Linked DNA regions of Homo sapiens: region 1 is linked to region 2. A link is an interaction called in ENCODE POLR2A ChIA-PET data of the cell type or tissue named here. Cell type or tissue: OCI-LY7. All regions are shown on one strand. Each heading gives the region's core, and the rest is flanking DNA. Links, peaks and the distances in the headings are about the cores only.

Region 1 (10,891 bases), core at 2,661-7,660, 120 kb before region 2:
TTTTTACTCAATTTTTAAAAGTTAGAGGCTCTGATGGTGCATTTAAGGAACTTTATGATGTAATAGAATGCTTGACTGCTGTTTGTTCTAGCCCTGGTTCTGCCAATTAATAAAACTTTTGATCCTAGGGCAGGTAAAATACATTGCCTTTGGGGGTTTTTTCTTCATTTGCAGCATGAGAAGGAGAATACTTGTTTAACTTGTCAGGATTAAATAGCATTTGGAAAAACATTCTGGAAACTCAAAAGTATTATAAGCAAATAATAATTTGGCACTATTCGGTATAAGAAAAGTAATGTGACTCTTCATAGTGTGACTTCTCAGAGTGGAGATATTTTATTGACATTTGCAATATCTTTTCCTAGGGACTTTTTCAAGCACTTTATTTTTGTTGTCTGTTTTTCTATCCTCCACCCCCAATGGAATTCTGATTAATCTTTCCTTCATTAGTACTTTCTATATGCCAGGCACTGTGGTAAATATTGAGTATTCTGAGTCTCCCACTTTGAGGAACTAGTGGAAAAGAAACATGTAGTTTTTAAAAAAAATTATATGACAGTACCACTGTTGATATAAAAGTCACCCCAAATCCCCGAAATCATGGTTTGGGGAAACTATAGTAACTCTCAATTATCTAGAGCATCACTGTGAAGTAGAACTTCTGCAATAATGTGAATGTAGTAGCTGACAACCACATGGGGCTACTGAGCTCTTGAAATAAATAGCTACATATAGATTTGAGTGAGAGGGGTTCCTCTCCTTCTGTCCCAGGGGCTGACAAATGGTGCTAATCAGCCATTGCCCAGCTGCACTGAACCGTATCAGGCTAATGTGTTCCCAGATAGGTTAATAGGCCCTTTTTTTGTACAGTTATTCCAGTAATTCTAACTTCCATATACTCAGAACTTTTGTGTCTTTCTTATTTTATTTTATTTTTTTTCTTGTAACATTGCAGTTTGGACCAGAAAATCCCTTTAGGACACAGCAAATGGCTGCCCCTAGAAATATGCTTTCTGGATATGCCGAACCAGCTCATATCAATGATTTCATGTTTGAGCAGCAAAGGAGAACTTTTGCAACATATGGTAAGGTGATAAGACTTAAGCAGTTTCAATTTTGGCTTTATTAGAAGTGTGATCTGTGTGTGTTAGTCTGTTTTATCTTCTGGCTTTTAAAATTCACTGGATTCCTTCAGAAAGGATAGTATGCCTTCCTATACATATCCTTAAATATTTATATAAATGGGAAGGTGAACTCATATTTTTAGCTGTCATTGTAAATCCACTGTGATTTCTGAGTACTGGAAATATTCTGTGATCTTAACCAGAATGCTCTTTGTTGTCGTACTAGGTAATGGACATTTGTTATTTTATATCCATTACATGTAGGTTGCTGTTAAAGTTGGCAAATGAAAAGATAGTGTTAAGAGGTTACTTTTTTATCTTATTATAGGCTATTTAACTTTACTCTGTTTCTCAAATCTTATCTTGGAAATGCTTTCTCTTGATCACTGAAGGGTATCAGGAAAGAGAATAGCGAAAAATTCATTATGTAAAATAATTACATCCTACCAGTGGTGGGATTTTAAAAATTTAATGTGCGTGGAAACTGCTTGTATAGAGGATTATCATGTATTAGATCATACTTCACCATGGTAAGATTGTAATAGACTTAGAATGTACCAAATATCACAGCCAAGGCTATATACCACTTAAATCACCCAAAACAGTTCTATGACACTTCCAGTCCAATAAAATGGTTACAAATATGTTATACCCATTGCTTGTATAAGGGGTCCCATGTAAATCTAAAGTAATGTGCAGCACATAAAAATAAACTGTTACATCATGATTTTGTTATATTCTAACCTATAATAAGAGACTTTTAAAGACTTATTGTCTTCGACTTTAGAAGGACCTTAAGCAATAATTTAGTTCTCTTGTTTCCTTTAAAACAAAACAAAAGTCCAAGTAAGTTTATACCGATACCTACTTTTCTTCTTAAATTACCTTATAACAAGAATAAGGATTTAAAACTCTTCAGCTGGCTTTAGACCTGGTTTCAGAAATGGGTTGTGTTTTTTTGTTTGTTTGTTTGTTTGTTTTAAGTATCTGGTGATTTTTGCCTCTCCCACTAGGAAGTGGTGAGGTAGGACACAGGTTGAACTATTGAGTTAAAGACAAAAAATGAATTTGGGGCTATAGTATATTAGGCAGCCTAAAATAAAGGCAGCCTATAGTATATTAGGCAGCCTAAAATAAAATAAAGTGGGAGATTTTTGCCTCTCCCACTAGGAAGTGGAGAGCTAGGACACAGGTTGAACTATTGAGTTAAAGACAAAAAATGAATTTGGGGCTATAGTATATTAGGCAGCCTAAAATAAACGGAATGGCCAGTTACAAAACTAAGAAAATTTTGGTTTGTCTCCTTTATGATAGATCTTAGATAAGGTCGATCTTATTTATTAAGTTCAAGTGAACTTAGTAAGATTTAGGTTTAAACTGAGGTTTAAAGAGACAGTTTATTAAGTTCAAGTAAACTTAATAAGTGAACTTAGTAAATAAGATCAGTCTTGTCTAAGCTTTAACAACTGTCTCTTTAAACCTTAGTTTTAACACTGTCTGTTTTTTCTTTGCCCCCAGGTACTGAGCAAGTATATGACTTCTATTAGTTTGTCCTATAATTTTCTTATAGAAAGTTCTTATCTGACTTCTGATAGTAATTCCTATACCAGATTCCTATCAACTTTTGTTGTTGTTGTTCTTGTTTTTTAATCTTTCCACATGAAATGTAAGGCTGTGAGACCTTTCCGTTACCTTCCCTCATTTGCAAAGTGCAAGGAAGCAAACCTTTCTTATACCTTGTAGTGGTGTTATCTAACAGACATACAGGAGGTGACACATGAATTCAGTTTTACCTCAATCTCATAACCCTGGGCTATCACTGCTGGAATATAATACAAATATTTATTTTAATTTTCTTCCCATTTTTAAAAGTTGTAAGATTGTTATAATCTCAGTGAATTATTTCTGGAAGATTTATATTCTACAATGCAGTTAGTTTATCATAGAGCCCACCTGTAGAGTCCTTATCACTGAAAATAGTCTCATTTACTGTGTCATCCCGTTTACTTACTCTACAGTTTTGCTTTTAGCTTGCATTTATGGTATTTCTCCTGACTTCTCAGCCCCTCAGTGGTTGTGTGAATTTTGTCCTGTTTTCTGCCTGCTCCCCTGCCAGTCTTACTTGGGGCTTCTCAATGAAGTTTCTTCCTTTTGTTCGACTTTCATCTAGAATTTTCTCTACACCCACCTACAGAAGTGGAAAATAGAATTTTAAATAAATACTTTTAGTCTCACAATAATTATTAACATGAGTTTTAACTTCAATATTTGAAATCCTTTATTAACATTTTTATTTTATTTTTTTTGAGACAGTCTCACTCTCTTGCCCAGGCTGGAGTGCAGTGGCGCGATCTCAGCTCACTGCAAGCTCCGCCTCCTGGGTTCAACGCCATTCTCCTGCCTCAGCCTCCCTAGTAGCTGGGACTACAGGCACCCGCCACCACGCCTGGCTAATTTTTGTATTTTTAGTAGAGACGGGGTTTCACCATGTTAGCCAGGATGGTCTCGATCTCCTGACCTTGTGATCCACCCGCCTCAGCCTCCCAAAGTGCTGGGATTACAGGCATGAGCCACCGTGCCCGCCCTTATTAACATTTTTAAATGATTTTTTAAAAACAGTCTACTGAACAAAGATATAATTTTTAAAAGAATTACTTGTATCATTTAGATTTCAGTTTGATTCCAGTTTTCACTATTAAAAATGTGATGTATGTTATGCTACAAAGTGCATTTTAAAACATGGTAGTGAATATTTTTGTACATAAAACTTTACATGTTCTTATATTATTTTATACTATTTTCTTAAATGAGTTCCCAAACGTAGGTAAAAGAATATGTGTTTTAAAAGCTTTTGGTATATATTATCAAATTGCTTTCCAAAAGAATTCTCTCAACCTACTCTACCACCACAGTGTATAAAAGTCCTATTTCTCTTTTTTTTTTTTTTTTTTTTTGAGACAGGATCTCGCTCTGTCACTCAGGCCGTGCAGTTGTGGGATCTCTGCTCACTGCAACCTCTACCTCTGGGGTTCAGGCAATTCTCATGCCTCAGCCTCCTGAGTAGCTGGAATTACAGGCATGAACGACCACACATAGCTAATGTTTTTTTTTGTATTTTTCGTAGAGATGGGGTTTTACCATATTGGCCAGACTTGTCTCAAAACTCCTGGCCTCAAGTAATCTGCCTTCCTTGGCCTCCCAAAGTGCTGGGATTACAGGCCTGAGCCACGATGCCCGGCCCTATTTCTCTTCATCAAAGATCCATATGATTGTTTTTCCTTTGTTTACTTGATAATCAAAGTATTATATTTCTTTATTGCAACTTGATTTTTCCGGACTACTAGTGAGGTCGAAGGTTTTTTCATATATTTATGACCATTCTTTTGCAAATTGTTTATAGTCTCTTTTCATTTGCCTAATGGAATTAGTTTTAATAATTATTATTAGTTTAATAATCTTAAGGGTATAATAATAAAATCAATATTATGGCCATTTCAAATAAGACTGCCGAAGGGAAGAAAGTAGACATTAATTCCATTAAAAAGATAAAAGGGAAAACAAGCTTCAGGAAGATAGATAAGAATATTTAAGAAATGTAGAAATATTCACTTATTTGAGACACAAGATAGTGAGAAAACAAATTGGACTGAAATTTAGTAGTGTTAGAATTAGATCTTGTTCTATCACTGGCTGATTTGTAGTAAGACATAAGGCCAAATATTTAACTCTTATTTGTAAAAGGAAAATAATACTGTTTTCTAATCACCTGGGGTGGAAGGCAGTAGTGGGGATGGTGGTATGGCAGTAAAGATTTTTACCACAGAGGATGTGGAGCAAGAGGAAAGCATAACTTATTTTTCTGAGTAACAAGACAGTGGCCAGATGAGTTGGGGAATGGTGCTTACACAGAGACAAGGACCAGGGATACCTCTTCCCTCTCTGTCTACTCCTTCACCCTTCCAGACGCGTCATGAAATGCTATTTATGTAGACGTTAAGTCTCCTTTCAAAGTAGAAATTTACATTCTAGCTAGATACGTTTTTTATTATTGAAATGGAAACTTTTAACATGGTATGAGCTTATAAAAGTCTCATTTTTTGGAAAAAGTTATGTGCAGAACACTTCTGTACATCAAAGAGATTAAAGACAAAATAACTCATGGGATTTGAACCTGTGATTTCAGAGATTCTACTCCAAAGGCTGATTTTCTGCCACCAAGCTCTCTCCTCTGGTTAAGAACATATTTTAATGCTGAAAAAAACTATATGCAAATCAGCTAATAGCCAGGTGGTTGGTTCTGTTATAGCATATCATGAGGGTGAGTTCAGCACTTACATCCTTAGCTTGTTTGAAAAGCATGCTTCATGATGAATCTTTTTCTGTTCCCCAAAAGAAGTTCCCTATATTCTGTTTTTTTGTGTGTGTGTGTGAGATGGAGTCTCGCTCTGTCGCCCAGGCTGGAGTGCAGTGGCGCGATCTCAGCTCACTGCAAGCTACACCTCCCCGGTTCACACCATTCTCCTGCCTCAGCCTCCCGAGTAGCTGGGACTACTTTGGATGAAAAATGAAAATAATAAGTCTATCCTCTAGGATGTGCCCTTTAGAAAAAATGGGCTTAGTACTTTTTTATGTATTCTATTATCGTACACATGAGTTGTAGGCCATAAAGTGATCAGTGATTTAGCACTCTTGTGAATATACCAGACTAATGTTACCAAACATTTACTGTGCTAGCACACCCATTTGAGAAAAAAACTGATTTGAGCTAACTTAGGTAGACTTTCTTTCCTTAAATTCCCATGGACCACTGAAGACCACATTTATATGTAGCTACATACTTTATAATTAGTTTAAAAAGCACATTCGTATGCTGGTAGATATCCTTCCTTCTCTTAAGGAAATATAAAGAATGATTGATGAAATAGAAATATATTAAGATTGGGAAGGAAGACTGTCCTTACTGCAAATGGTATTTTCAAAATAATAGCTAGATTTTATGTAATCTTCTTACCCTTTTTTATTTAATAATTTACATAATTTGATAAACTTAGCCCTGCAATATCTATTACCAAGAAGAAAAGGAAAATGGTTTCTAGATTTCCAAGTGCATCATGTACATGTATTTTCAAGCTCTTAGAATATTTAAAACTAAAGTTTGATGTGTTGGCCAGAGAGGCTCTTAGTAATGTAATGTCAGTATGCAAAATTCATCCTATAAGAAACATATTATGCTGGAGTCTAGCCTGAGCTTTGGGTTCTAAATAGAAAAATATAGCTTTGGGTTCTAAATAGAAATATAGCTCAGGGGCCGGGAGTGGTGGCTCACACCTGTAATGCCAGCACTTTGGGAGGCCAAGGCGGTGGATCATTTAAGGTCAGGAGTTCAAGATCAGCTTGGCCAACATGGTGAAACCCCATCTCTCCAAAAAAATACAAAAGTTAGCTAGGGGTAATGACGCATGCCTGTAATCCCAGCTACTCTGGAGGCTGAGGCAGGAGAATTGCTTGAGCCTGGAAGGCGGAGGTTGCAGTGAGCCGAGATTACACCACTGCACTCCAGCCTGGGTGACAGGGTGAGACCCTATCTCAAAAAAAAAAAAAAAAAAAAAAAGGAAGCAATATAGCTCAGGGCAGAATGATTGGTCCTGATTGGTCCTGAGTTAGAGATCATTTTTGACATCTGGGAAAGAAAATGTGAAATGTGTATATTTGTATTATAATAATAAAATGAATTTAAACAGCAAAATGGAGTTAATAATTTTCACTTTTTTGCTTTCAGGTTATGCATTAGACCCTTCATTAGATAATCATCAAGTGTCTGCTAAATATATTGGTTCTGTAGAAGAAGCTGAAAAAAATCAAGGTAATTTATTTGAAACATTTGATATCATATATACCTACACATCTATAATTAGTGTCTTGCAGAGTGACTTTAATTAGACAGTAAAAAATAGTATTTAGCGCTTTTTTTTTTAAAGTTGAAACAATGGAGCGATACAGTTTAGAGCAATATAGTTCAGAAATGTTACAGTTTAGAGCTTGCTTTTGCCGCTTACTAGTTGTGGAATCTTGTAGGGAAAATAATGATACATATCTCTTTGAGTTACTTTGAGTACTTGGCACCATGCCAACCCTGTAGAAATCACTCAATAAATTACAACTAATGTATAGATAATTTTGGCAATTGATTTCTCAACATTAATGTCAAGCTTCATTTTAACAGAGTAGAAATACTTTATTTGGTAAGTCTGTGAAGATTGTCTTTGAAGAGTTGCTTTGAAGGTTGAGTTTGAATATGTGTTGTATGTATGCTTGTATTCATATTCATTTTGTACTTACAATAAGACAAAACATCATACGCTAAACGCTAACTTGTCACAAGCCTCATCAGTCCATTAGAATATTATCCATAAAATGCAATTTAAAAAGTAATTTGCTGGTTGGTTGCATGGGACATTTGTGCTTAGTAGCTATAGATCCTATGTGATCTGGCTGGTCTCTGTATATGAGCTAGATTATTGTTAAAATAGAATTTTAACAGGCTTTTGCTATAAAACATAGCCTGAATTAATATAGGTAGACATTTCTTCTTTAAGCTAGACCTCTGCAAGTCCCATCTAAAGGTAGCTAGATTCTTAGTTAACTTGTGACTATGATTCCACAAACCTTTCTTTTTCCAAGTTAATGACTATACACAGTATGCCACCTCCTACTAATCAAATCAAAATCTCAACCAGAAACACCCTCCTTCTCCTTTTCTTTTACTGTTAACGTTAATGATATTAGAGGTCAAGATGAGACTGAAATCACTTGGAAGGAATACCATTTCTGGTGAAACCTTGTTTGATTTACATTTTTGCATTACAAGTGAAGTGAAGATAAGTTATTAAGTACTTACAGTAATTTAGTTTAATTTAGTTTTAAAATGATAAATTACAGTTTATTCTTGCTTCCAAATGTCACTTTATTATTACTTAGCAATAATGAGTTTCTGAGTTTTTTCCAGAAAGTCGTACAAATCCACTGACACAGCTTTTTGATTCAATAAAAGGCTTGTGCGCCATTGTAGGAGTACATATTTGGGTCTCTTCTTTAAGTATACAGTATTAGAATTTGCAGAATATTGAATTAGTTTTAAGTGTCTTTGCCCAGAAGGTTGAATCCCTTTTTCTGTAGCATGAGTCAGCGTATATGGTAGATTCATGTAGATTGTTTTTTAATAACTCTGGGGTCACTTGAACAATCATCTTTCTTTAACCATATAAAATAAAATTAAACATATGTTCATATTTCTTTAGAAAATGTACATCTTTGTAATCTCTCAGTTTTTTTTTTAATTTTTTTTTTGTTAACGTAGGTTTAACTGTATTTGAAACTGGTCAGAAGAAAACAGAAAAGAGGAAAAAGTTTAAAGAAAATGATGCATCCAATATTGATGGTTTTTTGGGACCATGGGCAAAATATGTGGATGAAAAAGATGTAGCCAAACCTTCAGAAGTAAGCTTTGATGTTTTTAATTGTCAATTCAGGTATACGCTGTATCTCTATGAAGGATATCTACATTAATAAACTTGAGATTTCTTTAGAGAACCAAATGACTCATCAAAATTTTTCTGCCTTTAGTTGATTGAAAATATACAATAAAATTTATTTGTTTTTCTTTGGGATATTTTTATTTACCTTTTCTGCTGATTTGTTTTCTCTCATGCTTTTTTATTAAAATACAATATTGAACAATTTTCATAAAGATTTCCTTGATATTGCTATTAAGCTGCCATGGTAGCTACTCTTCTGATACTAGACATTCAGATAGTAACTACAAAATCAGCCTTCTGTGACACTAGAATTGATTATAAATTTTATTGATTTATGAATTTATTTAAAATTTTCAACAAATTTTATCTCTATATATATCTTAAAAACTACTATAAAGTTTGTAAAGTAAATGCTCTGCCGTTCCCTTCCTCACCTCCTAATCTCACTGTCTCCATGAGCCAGAGAGTGTTCTAGGTCCCAGGCATACAGCAGTGGACAAGATCAAGAAAATCATGACCTCATGAAGCTTATATTCTAGCTGTTACTTACATCCAGTAAATCCATGTTTATAGTAATAGAAATAAACAGGTGATATCTAAGATGAATAAACTTATTCTACTATTTTTTATTTTAGATTTTATCTGTTGACTTGTTATTATAGATAGAGATTTACTACTACCCCATCTTCTGTCCCCAGCTCCTCCCAAAAAAATTGTGTCACAAATGTATAGCTATCACTTATATCCTTAGGAGTATGTAAAAACAATTAACTGAAAAACAACATTATGTGCTAAAATTCAGTTTCCATTCTGAAACTAGATTTTCTGATTGCCTTGTCTTTTTACTTGTATAACTAGTATAACATGTTAAAATTTATTTCTAGGTGTCACAGAAGGATAAGTTTTGAAAACTGATTTTATATAGTTGAAAAGTATTATCTAGTATCCATTATGTATTTAGTACCATTTCATAATTTGTGGAAGAGGTAATCAGTCTCTGCTTATAGAAGACTTGAGCTTGGCCGGGCCTGTAAGCCCAGCACTTTGGGAGGCCGAGGCGGGCGCATTGCCAGAGCTCAGGAGTTCGAGACCAGCCTGGGCAACACAGTAAAACCCTGTCTCTACTAAAACAGAAAAAATTAGCCAGGCGTGGTAGTGTGCACCGAGTAGTCCCAGCTACTCGGGAGGCTGAGGCAGGAGAATTGCTTGAACTAGGAAGAGGGAGGTTGCAGTGAGCAGAGATTCGCGCCACTGCACTCCAGCCTGGGCGACAGTGCGAGACTCATCTCAGAAAAAAAAAAAAAAAAAAAAAGTGTTGAGCTTGTTATCCTGGGAACATACTCGGACCAGATATGTAGAAGTCATTATAAAGAATTTATAACCAACTTTAGGTATAATGAGGTTCTAGAACATTCATTTTAAATTTCACTCCTTAATTTTCTTAGGAAGAGCAAAAAGAATTGGATGAAATCACAGCAAAGAGGCAGAAAAAAGGAAAACAGGAAGAAGAGAAACCTGGGGAGGAGAAGACAATCTTACATGGTAACATATTTTTTGTACATCTTCATTTTTATGAAAAACCTTCATATTTACTCTGTTCGCTGTTCATACAATATCAATTACCCTTACTATCAGCTGTAATAAAATCATTATGTTAAGTATAATTGTGTTGGACAATTTGTATCCCAAGGAAATTACAGCAGACTTCTGTATACTGATAAAGGAGAAAAAATAGCATGATTAATGATAGCCACAGATAATTTTTTTCCAAGTGTGAATGAATTTTATTAAATGGTAGATAAAAAGAAACTTGAATAGTCCACAATCTATTCTTTCGTAAGATAAAGTTGACTCTTTTGGTGTATTAATAGTGCCCCAGTCATTTTAAATGTTTTTAATGAAGCCAAATACTCAGGTATCCTCACAGTTCATAATCGTTATTCAGCTATATTCAGAATAAACTTGGATTTTCGTGTGAAAAGATGGAGCTTAAGGCTCTCATACTTATTTTGACTTGTAGAAGGAAATGCATATTCACCAAAACAAATCGTAAGTATTCTAGAATGTACCTGTTAATAATTAGTTATATTTAGGAAAATACATAGTGATTATCTAAAACTGTAAAGAATAGCTTAGCATTTACAGTGTTGCTTATTCTAATGTTATATTACATCAGATATTTAGGTTTGATGAAGCCATATTTGGTTCTTCAAGCTTCAGTTTTATCTCCAA
Region 2 (10,891 bases), core at 2,533-7,532:
GCAAAAGCAAGTCTCTAATTTCAACTGCACACAAAGCAAATATACTTCATAAGGGATTCTGACTTGTATTTGAGGCTAGTACATTTCGCACAGCTGAGGCTGTTGAAACCAAAGAAAATAAGGAAAATAAGTTCTGTGGCCAAGATATTTACCTTACTGAGCAACAGTATTTTCCCCCAATCCCTTAGAACTCTCATAGTCATCATGATGCTCCATGAATGCAGCAGCTTTTGCTGTCACAGCATAGACCACAGACCGCTCCAGATGCAAAGAACGTTTTGAGATTCATTGCTTTCATCCATTGGAAAACATTAACAGCAAGTAATTTTCTTCCTAAGAAGATATTCTAGGGCCAGGCATGGTGGCTTATGCCTATAATCCCAACACTTTGGGAGGCCGAGGCAGGAGGATCGCTTGAGCCCAGGAGCTCGAGACCAGTCTGGGCAACATGGCAAAACTTCATCTCTACAAAAAATATAAACATTAGCTGGGCATGGTGGCATGTGCCTGTAGTCCCAGCTATTCAGGGGGGTTGATTAATTGAGCCTGGAAGGTTGAGGCTGCAGTGAGCCATGATTGTGCCTCTACACTCCAGCCTGGGCAACAGAGCAAGACCAGACCCTGTCTCAAAAAAATAAAAGAAAGAAAGAAAAGAAAAGAAAAAAAAGATATTCTAGGCTTGCCTAATCCTTTAACTGATTTTCCAAAATTTTAATCTAAGAAGAGCATATTACGTGGAGCCTATTCGACTAACACAGCATCTGCATTACTCTTGCTATCCCCTCCGGCTGGCCTGGCAAAATCATCCTGCACTATTTATCAGTGAATGTTAAGTCTTCTGGTAGGATTTGGACATCTCAGAGGAAAGCTGAAAAAGTGAAACCCCTATATATCTTTTCCTGGAATCCACTATTTTTCTACTTCTCTATCTCCAACAACTGTTTAAAGGACAAAATAATCAGAGAAAATGGAATTGAATCTTTTCTGAAGCAACAGCTACAGAATACATTTATTAACTGGGTGCGTCAACATGTTAATTTGATAATTCATCTCCTACTATTCTCCCACAGATAAATGGAAATTATGTCTCTGCCTGCCCACCTCCTATTCTCCACCCACTCACCTAAGGGAAGAGAAGTTGCTAATCTAGTTAGTCAGAACTCAGTGTGTTCATTGGACCCTGTTCTGCTAGTGGACAGATTACTGTGTCTTAAACATGGGCACCTTCCTGAGCTCCACCTCCAGTGGGAAACTAGTTAGTCCAGGGCAGCTGTGTGTGCCCCCAAAGCATGCCTGGACCTTATAAGCCAGAGCCATCTGCTTGGGGGAAGTCTCCTGGGATATTTTTATTAAAATGGTATGATGATCCCCATTTGCTATTGTTCTTTGTGTACGTATCTCCCTAAACACCTCCATAATGACAGATGAAGATGTGATGTTTGCAGGACCTTGCTCATCATTCCCTCCTAATGCCATCCAAACCTAGCTCTAACCTTTCCCACAGTGTTTCTCAACATACGGTCCGCCTACATCAGAATCACCTGGGAGGTACTTAAAATGCAGATTCCTGGGCCTCCCTCCAGATCTACAAACTCAGAATCTTTGAGGCTGATACCTGAGAACATGCATTTTAATAAGCTCCCCCAGGTGATTTTTATGCAGATGGCCTTTTGAGTTTACTGGAGGCCTTTTGTAAAGCCCCAGTGAAAGGTTCCAGCCTAGTCACATCTCTGCCTCAGAAAATTAAAAGAGGCTATACTTGGGCCAGAGCTTTAAACTGAAAACATCAGCCCCTCTGACTCCCAACCCTAACAATGGGTTGAAGGGGTTAGCACTGACAGTTAGCCAGAGGCCTCCAAAAGTCAGGTAGGCATTGAAGATCCGCAGTGAGGGCTTTCAGGTCCAGCAGTTCCTCCTTTGCTAAAGTCAGGAACTAGGGTTTTATTTTATTAAAGATGACACTTTGTCTACTTTAAGCATTTCTTCTTATTCTACAGATTTCATCTTGGACAGATATATCTCTATTGAAGAGACATTCTTTTTCATTCACTCCCCCTGATAAGGTCCCCTCTTCCTTTCTTAGCTCAGAAATAAAACACAAGGGCCGGGCGTGGTGGCTCACGCCTGTAATCCCAGCACTTTGGGAGGCCGAGGCAGGCAGATCACACAAGATCAGGAGTTTGAGACCAGCCTGGCCAGCATGGTGAAACCCCGCCTTTACTAAAAAAAAACATACAAAAGTTAGCCGGACATACTGGCATGTGCCTGTAATCCCAGCTACTAGGGAGGCTGAGGCAGAATTGCTTGAAACCGGGAGGGCGGAGGTTGCAGTGAGCCGAGATTGCGCCACTGCACTTCAGCCTGGGCAACAGAGCAAGACTCTACCTCAAAAAAAAAAAAAAAAAAGAAAGAAAGAAAGAAAAGAAAAGAAATAAAACACAAAAATTATTCAATTTTAACCATTTATTAAACACCTCATTGATAGACATTAGCTTTTGTAAACAACTGAAAGTCCTCCATAAACTTCTGCTCCTAAAAATTAATTATTGATTTTTCAAACTTTCTAGTTAAGATTTATGGCCAGGGCTTCAATAAGCTCTCTTGTAAGCAAAATAAGTGAGGGCAGTAACTTCTAGCTAAGTTCCAACTCAACTAATTATGTTCTCTGTCTCTCTTTAATTCCCCTTGTAATTTTAGCCAAATAAAGCAAATTAGGCCTAGACAAAGGAAAAAATATTTTGTGAAATTTTTTTAATTATTTAACTTAAAGGGATCTAATTTATTTTCATTTCATTTTGTATCCCAAAAGCTTGAATGGTATTTCTGCCAACCCATAAGTAGAATCTGGCAAAGGGAGCCCTTAAAATTTTGGAACTTAAGAATCACTTCAATGATCTGCGTGTTTACAGAACGATCAACTCTATGCTCTATGTTTATACAGTACCACTATTTTTGAAAGACTCGAGGGCAGAATTGTATGCTTATTGTTTTTATCCCTGTGTGTGTATGTGTGTGTGTGTGTGTGTGTGTGTAGCAGTAAATACAACAGATACTATTGTTGTAAAGTTATATTCTGAATATCCAGAGCATGGGTTCTTATTCTTAGGTTATTCTTACAAATTGATAGATGGGTAGATAACTAGGTAGAGAGGTAGAGATAGATAGATAGATAGATAGATAGATAGATAGATAGATAGATGACAGACAGAAAAACAGGCTTTAAAACATATTTTATTTTTTCTTTTTAAAAACAGCCACTGTTGCTTAGATTAATTTTATACTGCAAGGCATGTTTCCTGGAGGCATATGGTTTGGGGGTTGCCATGAAAAGCTGAATCTGGAGACTTCCCTTAGAACAGAGCACTGTATTTATGATTTAACTATTTCTTGTTAGCAGCAGACAGTGTACCACGGACTACAGAACTCTGTCGTGTATCATGGTCTTTCACATTGAAAAAAAAAAATAGTACCTAATTAAGCTGAGCTTGATGTTCCGCACACTCTACCCAAACACCATATCCTCTGGAATTTCATTTAAAAATGCATGACCCCAACCATGCCTCCAGGACCACAATGCACAAGTCTAGGGGTGCCACGCCCATTGCTGTCTCATGCCATGCTGTCCTATGCCCTATGCCTCTGCTCCCGGGCTCCTCTGGCCTAGGAAGCTTTCCCCATCCATCTGTCTCCCCCCTGTTAGAGAACACCCAACTCTCTTGCACCCTACCTATTTACCAGTGTGGAGGGGTGTTTTATTGAGGCTTAATATCCCAAGGCCTGGCACAGTGCCAGCCATAAAGCAGGTGTTCAACAAATACCCTCTGGATTGAGGAATGAATACATCAATGATGCACATACCAAATGCTGGCCTTGCTGTACAAGCTTGAGCACAGATTTGAGGGAAGTATATTTCTTAATGTTAAAAAGCAGCATAAGAGGATGGGGGTGGATTTTGCATTAGTACCTTCAGAGCTTTTATTTTTTTCCTTGCCCATTATGACTCACTTCTGCTAACTGAAATTTTTAGGTAACAGTGACTCTAATATTCTGCCAGTTTCGTAGGCTTTCATTGTCAAGATGAGTTCTAAATGAGGCATAAGCCCCAAAAGCAACCATAAAGCTTTGCATTACATACGGAGGGGGAGGGAGCATTGGTTAGTAAAAGATTCTGATTAAGAACCATTTAGTGTCATCTCTGGTGACTCCCATCTGCTGGCCTTCTAGTAACCCGGAAGTACATCAAAGCACAGAACCTTATCTGGCTAAAATGGCCCCGCATTAAAAACCATTGTGAGGTCCGGAATTTTACGTCATTCTTTCTGGAGGACAAAAATCCTTCTAGTGAGCTTCAACAACAAATTCTCTATTATCGCTCATCAAGCTGAATAATAATTATACATCCAGTTATCCACCTTCACAAAGAGTTGGTTAGATCCTTAAGGGCAGAGACTATATCCTCAGGGCCCAGAACAGTTCCTGGCACCTTGTAGACACTCAAAAATACTTGGTTAATAACCATTCTATACTGCTCTGTGCACAGTACAAGCTCACAGAACTGAGGGGGACCTTAGAAATAATTTTGATACAATCTCTTCCATTTCAGGATCAGAACAAGGAGAGCCAGAGAAGCAAAGTGAAGTACCCAGGTTTACAAGATCAGACTACGGAGGATGCTTTAAAAAAAAAAATTTGGCCAGGCGCAGTGGCTCACACCTGTAATCCCAGCACTTTGGGAGGCTGAGGTGGGTGGATCTCCTGAGGTCAGGAGTTCAAGACCAGCCTGGCCAACATGGCAAAACCCTATCTCTACTAAAAATACAAAAATTAGTCGGGCATGGTGACAGGCTCCTGTAATCCCAGCTACTCGGGAGGCTGAGGCAGGAGAACCACTTGAACCTGGGAGGCAGAGGTTGTAGTGAGCTGAGATTGTGCCACTGAACTCCAGCCTGGGTAACAGAGGGAGACTCTGTCTCTGAAAAAAGAAAAGAAAAGAAAAGAAAAATTTTCTCCTCTCAGCCCATAGTTTCTGGGAAAGATCCAAGAGAGATCTAAAAATGACCATTTCATGCCTCAATAGCTTCTTCTAAGCAAACATGCCTTTTATAAGTTATGGAACATTAACATGAAATACATATAGAATGGAATTTGGTAGCTTGCATTACATAAATTTATTTTGGCGAGTGAAGCCCATAGTTCTCAAATCCGATTCATAAAATTAAAACCTCTTATTTTCTTCTGGAGCCTTTAAGGGCTTTTGAAAATCACAGTTAAAAGGTCCAGATTCTTATCGTTCATGTAAAATCAAACTACAAAACTAAAATTTCAGTATTTTAATTAAGTCTGCCTAAGTCCATCAAATTAATTTGCAGCAGCAAAATAAGATAAAATCATGAGAAGCACAGGGACTAATTCAACAGCCCATCACTCATGATTAATTCAACAAGCTTTTACGTCCATGTTTGGGTGACAAATACTAAAATTCCTATGATTGTCTCACTGCATTATATGATAAATGAGACTTTCTTTTACCCCTAAACTAACTAACCTCCTAAAGATCTGGAAATATATTCTCTCCTACGGAGGAAAAGCGCTTTGCTGCCAGAGAGGCTGGGGAGGAGAACAGGGATGTCAAGAGTGGGCTTGAGGGAGATTCTAAAAATCCAGGATCCCCCGTGCAGCACCAGCTCCACTGTGCAGCTTCCTGAGTGGGCCTCTGTGCAGCTCACAGGCAGTCTGAGCTGCTAATTTGCTAGCACCTCTCAGTTCAGGGCTAAATTTCCCTTGGGCCTTGATTTCCTTTTCTGTCTCTCTTTCCCCCTGGGATCAGGCAACTTGAGAATGGAACCTTCTGATTAACATGTCAAGAGCCATAGACTGTCTTAATGGACAGTCTCTTTGCCTGCTCGGGGCACTGGCTCAGCCTGGAGCTGGGCAGGAACTACCACAATGTGTTAAGTCACTAATAAAGGCCCGTGCTCAGTAATGATTTCAAGTGCTCTGAGATAGAGAGCCTTTGGATTCATTAACTCCTCAGCACACTGCCTGCAAAGCCTCCTCTGCTCTCTTGCCTAGCACATCCCTGGCTGCCAAGCATCTGTGACAGAAGAGTGGAAAGGCAAGTTCCTCCAAATACAAAATGGTGCTTGAACCTCTAGATGATGGTTTTGTTTTGTGACATACTCGACTGCCTACTCACGGGGACCAATCTGTCATTTCAAATGGTTTTCCAAAGCAATTTTCTAAAGTGGATCTTTAAAACACTTTGGGATGAATCATTTAAACATTTCAGGTTGGTGACACTCTTGGAGGAAGGAACATGCCCTAGCAAATGGAAGGTATCTTATCTGCCTCCAAGTGAGTGGATGAGTTTAAGCAACAATGCCTCTGAACACACTTCCCCATCAAGTCCTCATCAGGAGTCGCTGAGAACCTCCCCCACCTCCTTCTTTCAAAAGAGGCAATCAGGATCTTTCACATTCTTCTCTAACTTCTTTGAGCCTGAAACACAACCTGGGTGGTGCTGATATATCTCAGGAACCTCCAGGCTTCTTCATCCAGGGACTGAGCAGAGCCTGCCCAAGGCTGGAGATCTATATGCCACCGGGGACCCTGCAAGAGACAGAAAACATAGGTTGTGTGTAAGGAAGAGGAACTGGGTGGGAGGAGAAGGACACAGTATCAGAGAGGAAGCAAGGCTGCTTTGGCTGTCAGCAAAACACACACATATGCACACAGGCAGCAGGAGGCTCTTTGCGAGCTGCTGTCATTAAGGCCACATCAGTCGCAGGGAGACAAATGAGGCCGGAGACAGCACAACTCCCAGGTTGGGGAATTTGCAGGAGAATGCAAAGGCCCCAGGACTGTCTGACTCTGCATGTATGATCAAAGGCAAACTCCACTTGACCCCATTGGGCTCTCCCTTAACTGCAGCTTATTTTATATGAGGCTGTGCTCCTCCGGGAAAAGAAACTCCCTTATCGACGACAGTCTCCCAAAGCTTAGAGCTTCAAGAATATGTGCCTCTCTAAACAAAGCACCATAATGCTGGGGGCTTGTCTTTGTTCTGGGCATTTGTTTATCTTCCTCAGTGCAGGGAGATGGGACCACGGCCCTTGGCTGCTGGGACCCTGCACAGGCAGAGCGAGGACCCCAGAACTGTCATCACCAGGGCTGGGGAGGGTGGCTTTCTAGCACTGTGAGGCAGCCACCACCTGTTAGCAGAGGTTACGAGGTGCTCCCAAGAACAGAGTGGTTAAGGATGACCCGCTCAGCCCCCTTTTGTAGCAAGGATGGGTGGATGAAGGGTTGGGGGAATGCAATGGTCTGGAGGAAACAAAAATGGTAGCCCCTCCAGTAAAAAGGGGGCACTAGTCAGGAAATCCTTATTAGAGCTCAAAACTCCCACCTATAGTTGTCAACACCAAGAGACCTCCAGGAGGTTTGCTGCAATTCCCAGGGGTGGGGACGGCTCGTGCAGGGTAGGGAAGGGCTGGGGGAAGGGAGAGCTCCAGCAGCTGGCGGGGTCAATGTCTAGTGCCAGGAAAGGCTTTGGGCGTCATAGCATAGGTTTCCTGCAGTGTAGTGAGAATGGGCCCCTAAACCCCTTTTTATATGGTGAGGAAGTAGGCAGGGGAGGGTTCTGGGGGCAAGATAAAGGGATCATTCACATATACACAGTGTTCTCCAGTCAGGTACTGTGGTGGGAACTCTCAGCACCCAAGAAAGAAACATCTAGACAGGCCAGCCGTGAGATGCTTTAGTACAAATGTGGTTTGTTGCCCCTAGATGGGGTGGCCTAGGTGACTCGGGGTTACATAGAAAACAGGAAAGTAGTGGGGAACAAGGTTAGTCTATGTGAAGCCAGACGGTCTGGGTTTGGGGAAGAGGAATCCATTCTCACTTGGGCGTCTGAGATCAATACCAGCGCTTTGGAAGTGATCAAGGGTTATTCAGTTTTGGCATTATTAGACACACATCATTGCAGAATCCCTGTAGAGCCCACAGTCTCACATCCCCACAGCCTGTACTACCCTTGTGGGGGCTGAGCCTCACGCAGTCCCTCTAGATTGAAGGAGGCCTCCCTGGTTTCCCGCAGACTGCCTCTTTTTTCAGGAACCCATAGGGCAGGGCCAGCTGTATGGGCATGCAACCTGTGCAGTCTTAGGAGGCCATGCTCAGTTTAATGCTCTGCTGATGCTGTCTCGAAATTCTTAGTAATTTTATTATTTTTTTTATTACTGCTCCTTGCAGAGCAGGGCTAACTCACAGGCAGTGTGCCTAGAGTCAGTCAAAATTCTTAAAAATTTTTGAACAAAAGGCCCTGCATTTCATTTTATACTGGGCCCACGAATCATGTAGCCAGTCTTCCCTGAGGGACACCTTCTGAAAGAACAGCCTTTTCTTGTAGCTCTTCTTGTTCTGTGCAGGCTGAGCAGGCAGAGACTCTAGTAAGAGAGCTGGAGAACATTAAGTCATACATCTTTCCAGTTAATGCCTCCCACACCCTCATTTCTTTTTTCCTTCTCTGAATTCGATGTTGATTACCATTTGGTCAAACAATATTTATTGAGCCTTAGCCACTCTGTGCCAGGCACTGGTAAATAGAGATATGACTAAAACCCAGGCTCTCCCAAGAGGCACTCATGGTCAGGTGGGGGAGACAGATATGTACAAAATAACTTCGATAGTAAAATGCTAAAATATTCAGGAGAGTTGTTCTCTTTAGGAAATTATTCGATTCTGAAATCATAAATTATCAACACATTTAAACACAAATGCCTCCAGTCCTGCTTGGTCACATTGACAGAGTGAGTGCTTCCCAGGTTGCTGCAGCAGCCAGCACAGCAATATGATGTCCCAGGAGCACTCAGCTAGGCCCGGGGTTTAAAACCTCCCACTTCACTGTCATGGACCACTCACAAGGGCCCCGAGCATCTGGCCCAGGAGTCCCTGGATGAAAATGATGAAGTTCACATGTTATGGTTTTCCTCAAAATCAGGAGTTGGAAAATCTTTTCTATAATGGGTCAAATAGCCAATGTTTTAGACTTTGCAGGCCACACAGTTTCTGTTGCAACTCTTTGCCTCCTGTTGTAGCTCAAAAGCAGCCATAGACAGTAAGTAAACAAATGGTTATGGCTGTCTTCCAATAAAGCTCCATTTACACAAACAGGCAGCAGGCTGGATTGGGCCTGCAAGCTGTAGTTTGCTGACTCCTGCTCCAGCTGATCCTAATTCAGAGGTAGGCTGGCCTAAAAGGGGGGGTTGACTGAAATAATGCAAGGGAGACAGACTATGATGTTGTTGGGGCTCAGAATATGATTTCCCAAAGTCTTGTGCTTTGGCATGGTATGAACTTTAAAGTGTTGTAGGACTTTCTCCTTAGTTCAGGTAAAATGGGGTCTTTGTCAGATGACCATGAGAGACTGGGCTCACAGACACTTTGAAGGGTGAGAAAAATGGAATTTACTGGGCAAAAAGGAAAAAAGAGAAACAGGGACTCTCAGCAAAGCAAAAGTTCTGCTAGCTGGCTTCCTGCCTCACAGATTGAATCCCAGTTTCCACCCCAGAAGAGGAGAGGCCAGGCTCCTCCCCACTGCAAATGGTGCAAACTTCCCAGGGGCTCTGGCCCGTTGTGCATTCCTCCCAGTGCACAGGCTGGTCAGAGTTTCTCTGGGGTCCCCTTTATACTTGACTGTCTCAAAAAGACACTGGATGGGCCTCAAAGGCGAGTTCTCTCTGACCTTCTGTGGCCCTCCTGTCTCTCACTCCTCTTTCTTCCCCAAAGTGAGTTCTAGAAACCAGAATTCCTCTTCCGCAAGGCAGGTGAGAGAAACTGGAGACCCTCTTCCCAAAGCAAGCCATAAAATCTACAAAGGTCACTCTCTCCCTTCTCCCCAAATACCTTTGTTCCAGAGGGATCTTGCCCCATACCCAGGAGGAAGAAACACTACACAGAGAGACCAAGAGGAAGCTGAACAGACAGGCCTTGCTGGGGTTCCCCGCTCAGTCTATTACCATTACATCAGACCCTTTTGTCCAATCACACTTCCACGTAGCTGTCCATCTTCATGGAACCTAAGCATTAAAATAGATCATTTTCCCTGCATCTCTAGGTCTTCATTTCTGAAGGCTTCCATGTCATGTAAAACTTTGATTAAATAAATGTGTTATGCTTTTCTCTTGTTCACCTGTCTTTTGTTAAGAGTGTTGGCCGTATGCTTATGGTGAGTGAGGAAAGGTATTACACCTAGATTATAACCAATGTTGTTAACTGGGTGACTTGGGCAATCAGTCAGGGACCCAGCAGGATCCAGTGGGCTCATTCAAACTGGCTAATTTGAGAGAATTTAACAAAAAGTCTATTTACAAAGGTGTGGGCAGGGCTTAAGGAAACCAATAAAGAATAAATAATGCAATACCTGTGTCTGGTAACACCGGAGAGCCCTTACAAGTCTAAAGGGAACTATATGGAGAAGTCTGTAGTACAGGAATACAGCCAATCCTATTACATACTCCACCCTGTCTGCCCCACCCACCAATCTCCTGCCTCCTGTTGGCCAAACTCAAAGGGAAAGCAGGGAAGACTGAGGCTGTGCTTGGTCCCTGCAGGTCAGCCTCCCGGGGTGGAGCAGGGTGGAGGTTGGGCCAGCAGGGGCAAATGGAAGGCTTCTTGTTCCAGCATTCTTTGGAAAGAGGCAGTGAGACTTGACCAAGGAGTCATTCATTCATTCAGTGGGCATTTGTGCCACATGCCAGGCTCTGTGTCACAATTTAATATAGGCCACAGCTGTGTAAACCAATAAATGCCATAACGGTTATAGGGGCTCTGACAGAGATCTCTACAGGGTACACTGGGGGCACAAAAAGGTACAGCGCCTGAGTATTACTCC

The links. ChIA-PET counts read pairs that join two places held together with the same protein. Peaks named below come from ENCODE experiments on the same cell type or tissue, not always from the same donor. Only the 100,000 strongest peaks of a DNase experiment are listed, where the experiment ranks them.
Region 1: POLR2A ChIA-PET joins it to region 2 with 10 read pairs; 3 of 35 experiments call an interaction of 5 or more read pairs at or near these places.

The regions. Positions count from the first base shown.
Region 1 is chr6:110,200,603-110,211,493 of GRCh38, forward strand. It overlaps CDC40 (cell division cycle 40), which reads left to right. Exons shown (of 15, transcript NM_015891.3): 3 at 956-1,085; 4 at 6,904-6,987; 5 at 8,482-8,621; 6 at 10,105-10,201. Among named protein-coding and RNA genes, the nearest start is that of CDC40, 26 kb to the left of the region's middle. In OCI-LY7, for the core only: no CTCF peak of the experiment used is centred there; DNase peaks (open chromatin) are centred at 4,109 and 5,459; H3K4me3 peaks cover 2,092 bases; H3K27ac peaks cover 3,109 bases.
Region 2 is chr6:110,316,264-110,327,154 of GRCh38, forward strand. It overlaps METTL24 (methyltransferase like 24), which reads right to left. Exons shown (of 5, transcript NM_001123364.3): 2 at 6,511-6,609. Among named protein-coding and RNA genes, the nearest start is that of METTL24, 37 kb to the right of the region's middle. RefSeq lists an enhancer at 6,577-7,184. In OCI-LY7, for the core only: no CTCF peak of the experiment used is centred there; no DNase peak of the experiment used is centred there.